Linked DNA regions of Homo sapiens: region 2 is linked to region 1. A link is a contact called in ENCODE Hi-C or POLR2A ChIA-PET data. All regions are on one chromosome and are shown on one strand. Each heading gives the region's core, a stretch centred on a gene start or an enhancer-like site at or near the end of the contact. The rest is flanking DNA. Distances are from core to core; before and after follow the strand shown.

Region 1 (3,905 bases), core at 1,251-3,750:
CATAAAACTGCAGAGGAAAAGGATAAACCAGTTATGGCTTAGTTGTCTCTCTTTCAAATGAGCCAAGTGCCAAGCCTGCATACCTGGGACTGGTGGGCAGCCTTTCCAACCCATGTTAGACATTTAGACATAAGAGAGTCTCATGTCTTCCCCTTCCTATTTCAACAATCTATCTTATGTCTCTCCGTTTCAACTGCCAGCCCCGAACGCAAGCCCCCGTCTCTCCCCTGAAAGACTGCAGTACCCTCCCTCCTTCAGACTTCATCAGGCAGAGCAGATTTTTGACAAGCACAGCTGATCATGCTACATTCTTTCTTACACCCATGAGCGGGCCCCCACTACTGCTAAGGAGTAGCCCTAACTGTCTGAGTCCAGGAAGATGACTTCCATCTCAGCCCGGAGCAGCTCTTCTGTCTCATTTCAAGGCGCTCTCTGGCCTCTTCAATGTGCATCAGCCTCGCTGCCCTTTGGAGGAAGGGTCTAAAATGTTTGAAATTATTTTCTGCCTAAGGACTTTTCAGCTGCTGGTCCCACTTCCTAAAATGCCACCCTGCTGTGCATCTGCCTGGTTAAGTCTGTTTTGCTTTCTTTTTGCCAGTTTGAATGTCACTGTTTCCCAGAAACCTCCTCTACTTCCCCTTCACCTCACCATAGAGAGAGTTACCAGCTCTCATGGTGCCCTGAAGTTTTCCCCTATGACCCTTATCCAAAGTGTAATTAATTAATTTTATAAAGAGGTATTAATTCTTCTTCTTCCCTCACTAGGTTCTAACCATGTGTGGGCAAGGACCGTGGGTATTCTGTGGACAGCTGTATCCTCAGCTCCTAGGACAATGTAGGGCACATAGCAGGCCCTCAATAAATGACAAGGATAAACCCTGAAAGCAGGGTGTGGGGGAGAGCATTCGCTGTCCCTTCTTCCTGTACACACACAGCTGGACCACATTTCCTCATTGCCCTTGCTGGTAGGTGTGGTCATTTGACCAAGTGATGGGGACAATGTCTGCCACTTCCAGGCACAGTCCATAAGAACCTCTCCCACATGCTGCGCCGTGATACTTCTGCATTCTGGCCGACAGGGATGTCAACGTCTAAGGTCACTTTGAAGACCAGATGTTGAAAATGGCAGGGTCACCCATCAGCCTGAGTTTCTGAGCAGCTTCATAGAAGAAACACCCACTAGAGCTGTTGGGTAAGCAGGATAAGAACATCTGTTCTGTTAAACCACCGAAATTTGGGGGTGGATTTCTTTTACTGCAACTTGGCCCATCTGAACTAATACATTTGCATTCAAAACAAGCACTGGGCAAGAGTGAAAAAGGATAATTGCCCAGCCACACACACCTCCAGGAACATGTAGAGCCTGCGGAGGTAGAAGAAAAAAACAAATTGAATTTCTAACATTAAGTATTGTGAAGACATTAGTATTTTTTTCTTTTTCTAATTATATCCGTTTCTTTCTTTCCCTCCACTAACTCCATCTCCAAATCTCCAAAAATTATGCAGAGAGCCTGATTACCAGTATTCCCTTGTCAGAAGCCTGCCGCTGCCTCTGTTCTTTCTCTGTCCTTACATACTGCCCTAGTAATTCTACATCAAATCCTAGGTGTGGAGAAGCCCTTGCCTCGGAAGGGAGGACTTCCCAAAGCAATACATATGTAGCCGAGAAGTCCTCTCACTGAAATTAGAATCTCATTGAACAAGCAACTCCATTTAGTTCCGTGAAGAACTTACTTTGGCTCCAAGACAGCTCAGGGAGGAAAAGAATCACTGCACACATTTTTCAAAGGAGTAAGAAGTTTTTCTCTACATCCTCAGGGCTGCTGTCACTAATCTCAGGACTGGGACCCCACCTCCTGGGGCTCACCTCTCTGTGTCCTTGCAGCCCAATCTCTTTAATTCAAGCTGAGTGGAAGGCAGGCTCACGCAGCTCTGCAAGCTTCTGCTGAACAGGTTAATCTAGCTGAGTTAATGATGATGCAGCCACTTCCATCATCGCAGAAAGCCTGATCAGTTGGCTGGTTGGAGCTTTGTGGCCAGGGACCCCTCCCCTCCCTGCTAGCCTTGCTTGGGCTATGGAAAACTCTGCATTTATTAGGAGCACCTGTTCACGGAGCTTTGCGGTCTTTGGCCCTGAAGGGGAGGAGCTGAGCAGGTCTGGCTATGAGTATGGATTGCCCATGCTCCTGGAAGCCTGTTTCTTTCACAGGAAATGTCCCTCGGTGCCAACCCTGCAATAACGGAATGGAACGTTTGCTCACATTGAGCCACACCTGTTGTCAACAAGCATTTGCTTCCAATCTATTTAAACTCCATGGGGGAAGGAGACGCTGTGGGTCCCAGGCATTGTTTGGCAATGCTGGGTTCACAGCACCTGGGAAAGCTCCACAAAGTCTATGTTCTTGTTTGGGAAGTAGAGTTGCCCCTAGTAACAGCTGTTGCATTTCAATAGAGACCTGGAAGCCTCTGGAAAGTCATAAAGACCTCGCCCAGGCCCCTGCGCAGAACTTAGTGCCAGGAACTTGGAGCTGAAAGGCAGCCTGCTCCTGTCAGGATTCCTGCAGCTTCACCAGCAGCGGGAGTAAGGCAGACAGAAGGCCGGATTCCAGCATGTGCTTGGTCGTGAAGCTGCTTTTGTTCTTGGCATTTTGTTTTTGGTCAAAGATGTCAAGATGCATAATTAAGTGTCTGTGCCAATTAAATTCAAGTCTGCATTTTGATCTGTCTCCTAAGGTGTATTTATCTACCTATTATGCACTTGTTCATGCATCCATTTGTTTATTATTATTTTTTTTTTTTTTTGAGATGGAGTCTGGCACTGTCGCCCAGGCTGGAGTGCAGTGGTACGATCTTGGCTCACTGCAACCTCCGCCTCCCGAGTTCAAGTGACTCTCCTGCCTCAGCCTCCCCAGTAGCTAGGATTACAGGCACTTGCCTGGCTAATGTTTGTATTTTTAGTAAAGACAGAGTTTCACCATGTTGGCCAGGCTGGTCTCCAACTCCTGACCTCGTGATCCACCCACCTCAGCCTCCCAAAGTGCTGGGATTACAGGCGTGAGCCATTGTGCCCAGCCCATTTGTTTACTCTTTTCTCCTTTCTTCCATTCAAAACCACAGGCCCACCCTGAATCCTGGTTCTTGTGATTGGCTTTCTGAGCCCCTACTTCAGCTCCTGCCTGGTGCCCTAATAATACCACCATATGTTCTGCACCCTGGTAGAGGCCCCCTCCTACATATCCATATTTCTACCAAACAACAAATGGGCACTTTAGGAGGAACTTCAAGTCTGAATATTCATCAGCTACTTAATTTCCTGCTGTTGTGTTCCTCACCCCTGGCTGGTTACTTCCTCTTTTACCACATATGACATTTAGGTTCACATGTGTGCCTCCTTCTTTGAATCCTTCAGACACAGTAAACCATTCTTTCTTTAGAGTTCCCACAGCAACACGGCACAGTTCTCTGTAGGTGCACTGAGCACACTGTTGTGTAATTTTTGGTTTACATATACTCCCGTACTAGATCCTAAGCTCTTTAAGGACAGAACTGCGACTTATATGTCTCTTTATTACCAATGCTTACAGTTTTGCCAACTGATTTTTGTTTAAGGATGAGTGGTTACGTGGATGGATACAAGGCTATATTGATGGATGAGAGGGGAGGTAAGTGGGTGGATATGTGAAAGGTTGAATAGATAGATGGACTGATAGGTAGATGAATAGCTGAATGGATGGGTAGATGGATAGATTAATAGGTGGATTGGTGAATAAGTGGGTAGGTGGGTGGATGGATGGATGATAGATAAATAGCTGGGTGGATGGATAGGTGAATAGATGGGTGAGTGGGTGGACAGATGGGTAGATGGATGTATAGGTGTGTGGGTAGCTAGACAAATGGATGGAGAA
Region 2 (4,356 bases), core at 881-3,380, 210 kb before region 1:
AGAGGACAGGCTGTCCAGAAAAAGAAAAAGTTACATGTCACTATAAAAAAACAGGACAAAACAAAATAGAAAAGAACTTCACGAAAGTGATACTCTTGCTTATTTATGAAAGTTGGAAATGCTTTTTTGCTATGTTCTTTCTTTCTCTTTTGTCAAAATGTCTTCAGTCAATATATGCTGATTTTTAAAATTACATAAGACACAAGATGTTATTAAAATCAATGCATTAATGCGTTTTAGAAAATAGTTATTCTAGGGAAAATGATACAAGCAAAGTGAGGATCTTAGGAAGGTCTGTATGACGAAATATAAAAAGTTCCAGGATCAAGAGACAAACGTGGATGGCTTTGAAGCCATAGAAAGGACAGGATTATGTCAACCTAGAAAATTTGAGCTGGTCACCAACTCTGCCATGAATTGACCATGACTGTGAGTGCTCAACTCTGAGATTCTCTTTCTCTATTTATGAAATACAACACTGATATCTTCTATACAGAGTTTCTAAGTAGGTTAAATATATTATTTATATGAGTGACTTAATAAATGCACATTCTTAGAGTTCTACTAGTATCAGATTCACCTTAGCTGATATTGTTGGCCTGATAAGAGCTGCAACTGGTAGTTAATCTCTTTGACTCCCTACCATTTAAAAATAGCCCAGAAAATGATACTGAATATTTAATGTTGTGACAGAAACTTACCTTAGAAGCCAGATAGACTGCTGAACTTCTATGTTAGATATAGCTGAGCTCAAATCCCAGCTTTTCCATATATTAGCTATGTGATTGTGGAAAAATCTCTTGTGCCCAGTATTTTCACCTATAGAACAGGGATAAGAACAACCTGGGCTCAGGCTTGTTTCATCAAGTATAAAATAAGATTGCCATTAGCTGAGACAACTGGGTGGGATTAGGGGAAGGTAAATAGAATATATTGTGCATGTACAGAACCTTTATTTAAAATGTTGACATTTTGTTTACCATGGATTTTTGCACTAATTTTTATTTTTATAAAATATTGCATTAAATATTATTTACTTTAATTACTGAGATTTTTCGTATCCCTTTAAATTTGGACCCAAAGAGAGTACCTCATTCACCTCACTCTAGTCCTAGCCCTGAAGCCAACAATTAGTGAAAACGTATTAGGGTCAATCACAATACTGAGCACTGTGAGTTTACACATTTGCTTGTCAGTGAAATATTTAGCACAATATCTAGCCTAGAGTAAGGCATTATCATCTTTACCACCCATTACCATCATTATCATCATCACTACCATCAACATCACCACCATCATCACCATCACTATCATCACCATCATCACCATCATCACCACCATCACCACCATCAGCATCACCACCACTACCATCACCATCATCACCACCGTCATTACCATCACCACCATCACCATCACTATCATCATCATCATCATCACCACCATCACCATCATCACCATCACCATCACTATCATCATCATCACCACCATCACCATCATCATTACCACCACCACCACCATCATCAACAACACCATCGTAATTATCATTACCATAATAATCAACATCACCATCACCGCCATCAGCATCACCATCACTAGAATCATCATCACCACCACCGTAATCATTACTATCACCACCATCACCATCACTATCATCATCACCACCATCACCATCACCATTACCCCCACCATCACCATCGTCATCACCATCACTATAGTTATCATTACCATAATCATCATCACTACCATCATCATCATCATCACTCTCATTATGATTTTCTAAGATATCCTAAATAAATTTCCTAATATTTCCAAGTTGCAGTTACCTCATTTTTATTACAAGGCTAACATTGCCCCCTTATAAGGCGTAAAACTTAAACAAGGTCGTTTTTGTTGTTGCTATCATTAATGTTTTTGCTGATTTCAATGTATCACCTGACTCTGCAGCAAATCCAAAGAGTGCTTGTCAAGAAATCACACATTTCTAATGAACATGGAGACTAGCCCGGCAGAGAGATAAAGCAGGACCATGCTGGGTCCTGGGCTGGCTTTTGCACAACCGCCTAAGATCTTCACACAAAGAAGTATGCACTGTGCTCAGAGCTGACATTTCTGTAGTCATAAAGCTCAGTGTTGTTCCAGTTCAGGAAGCTGATGAGTCATGGGGTAGAGGCCACTGGGAGAGGAAGAGGGTTTACTCTTTTTTTTTCTTTTTCTTACCATTTTCATTACTTCTCAACTGATTTTCGATATACAACAGGAAAGGAACATAATGACCTTCTACTCACTGCCCCACCCAGAAAACCTCAAATAACTAATTGCCTTTTTTTCCTAAAATGGAAGAATTATTTCATCTGCCCGAAGGTTTTACTTCCTTCTGCTATGCTTTTGCCCGGTAAGCCTTTTAATCTTGTAAAGCACAGCCATATGAACAAACAAGGGAGAAAACAGGAAGATGGCAACTCTCCAAGTTCATCCCATTTTGAATCTCACTTGACAAACAGCGATGCATGGTTTTGATAAAGGGTATGAGGATTGTGATTTGACCTTCCTCTTGCCACTGTGTAAAATGTAAACACAGTTTACTTTCTCATAATTAAACGATATCGATTCCCCAGCAGCCCGCGAGAGGGTTGAATCATCTTTCTCCTCAATGGATGCAGCGTGATCCCTGTTATCATCTAGTTATATCCAATCAGAAGTAAACCATGACAAGCTGGGTGGGGGAATGCAGTGGCTTCCTGCTTCCAGAAGTTGTATAACTGGGGAGAAGTATCACATCTATTTTGAAAATAGTTGTTTGGTGTGTTTTTACGATACACCATGGTGTTATAATAGGTGATATCAGATTCAGTAGTTTAAAGCAAAAAGGACTTTTTTTCTCCCTTATTTAAGAGTCTAGGTTGGCAGTCCAGAATTGGAATGGTGGCTTGATGGTATTGGGGATGCATCCTGTTGCCATGCCATCTCTTCCATGTTACCCTTTTCAGCTTAATTCAAGATGATTCACCACCACGTTTGCGTTTCAGCTGAAGAAGGGAAAAACAGGAAGGGAAAATAGACTTCTTGCCTTTCAAAGGCATGGATTAATGTGCTAACATCACGCTCACTCATGTCTTAGTGGCCATCACCCAGTTCCATGGTCATACCTAGATGCAAGGTGGCTGGAGAAAGTAGTCTTTAGCTGAGTGACCACGAGCCCAGCAAAATCTGCTGTTGCAAAACGGAGGATGACTATAGCGAGATTCACTATGAGTTCTGGCCACAGTTGAGTTGAATAAATGTTTCCCCTAGAATGGAGAGAGGGTCCTAGTTGGGGTCTCTCCATCCCTGAGCCACTTGGGTTGTGATGATAATTGATAGTGATGATTAAAATGACGGGAATAAAGATAGCAGCAGTTAACATTTACTCACTTCTTGCTTTATGCCTCTTTGTACCAAGTGCTTTGTAAACATTATGCATTCTATCTTCAGGATAATCCTACAGGATCAATAGTATAATTACCCCAATTTTACCCATGAAGAAATGGAGCCGCATCAAGTTCAGAAACTTGCCCGAGGTCATGTAGCTAGTATGTGGCCAAATGAAACCCATCTGTCTCTATGTCCAAAGTTATTCTCTTAACCACTTTACTCAGGTATTAATAGTGGTCTGAAATCCTTCAGTATTTCACAAAGCTGAACTAAACTGACAAAGTTCCCCTTAACCAGATCATCTGAGCCAGCTAAGAAGTGTTTGTTTGGGGCTTGAATACTATCAACGTAGGTATCAATGGAGATTGGTAGTTTCATTTGTCAAAGACTAATACGTTTTTCTTCCTTACAAAGAACTTGATTAATTTTTAAAAAGAGGGAAAATAAGTGAATATTTATTAAGTGCAATTTGTTCAGTATATCAGCTCTTTCTAAACATGGCTTCCAGAGTGAGAGAGAAATAACCAAAGGGGCCATTAGCTGAGTAAAGGTTGGGAGATTACGATGAAAGGCTACGCTCTCCATGGTCTCTTTGCTGGAGCTGATAGAAGCCCTAGGCCAAGAGCAGAGCAGGGAAATCCCTGCCCCTCCCTAAAGGTAGGGGGTCTCAGGCACCCCGCTGAGGCTTGATGATGCTGAATCAGAGAGCAACATGGAATCTGGAGCAGTCTAATGCAAGGGCCAGGGTTGTACTAAGTCAGGATGAGGAGGAGTTAGAGACGTGGGTCTCTAGCTATAAAGAGGCCCATCCAAGAACTGAACAGAAAAGCTAAGCCAGTGAGTGTGATGCACAAAGGATGGGTTCTGAGGTGCAGCTGCTGTCGTCTTCATGCATCAGCACATTAAAATGTTTGGGAAGAGAAGGGGAATAGAACATCCCTTCCC

What was found. A loop is a pair of places that touch in the nucleus more often than their neighbours do. ChIA-PET counts read pairs that join two places held with the same protein, here RNA polymerase II (POLR2A). Pooled maps may share reads with other maps.
Region 2: a loop to region 1 is called in a map of mucosa of descending colon, with 3 times the contacts of the local background. The contact joins two enhancer-like sites. A Hi-C loop is called at or near these places in 1 of 168 maps with a recorded cell type or tissue (mucosa of descending colon) and 1 of 50 pooled maps. POLR2A ChIA-PET finds 5 or more read pairs at or near these places in 2 of 52 experiments (PC-3 and activated naive CD4-positive, alpha-beta T cell).

What each region holds. Positions count from the first base shown.
Region 1 is chr16:82,781,449-82,785,353 of GRCh38, reverse strand. All of the region lies in intron 1 of CDH13 (cadherin 13), which reads right to left. The region is part of intron 1 of LOC101928446 (a long non-coding RNA gene); the gene reads right to left. Among named protein-coding and RNA genes, the nearest start is that of MIR8058, 94 kb to the right of the region's middle. Within about 2 kb of position 2,500, at least 7 of the 41 ENCODE cell types and tissues checked have a DNase peak (open chromatin) inside an H3K27ac peak, as active enhancers do.
Region 2 is chr16:82,994,116-82,998,471 of GRCh38, reverse strand. The region is part of intron 2 of CDH13 (cadherin 13); the gene reads right to left. Among named protein-coding and RNA genes, the nearest start is that of MIR8058, 310 kb to the right of the region's middle. Within about 2 kb of position 2,130, at least 5 of the 41 ENCODE cell types and tissues checked have a DNase peak (open chromatin) inside an H3K27ac peak, as active enhancers do.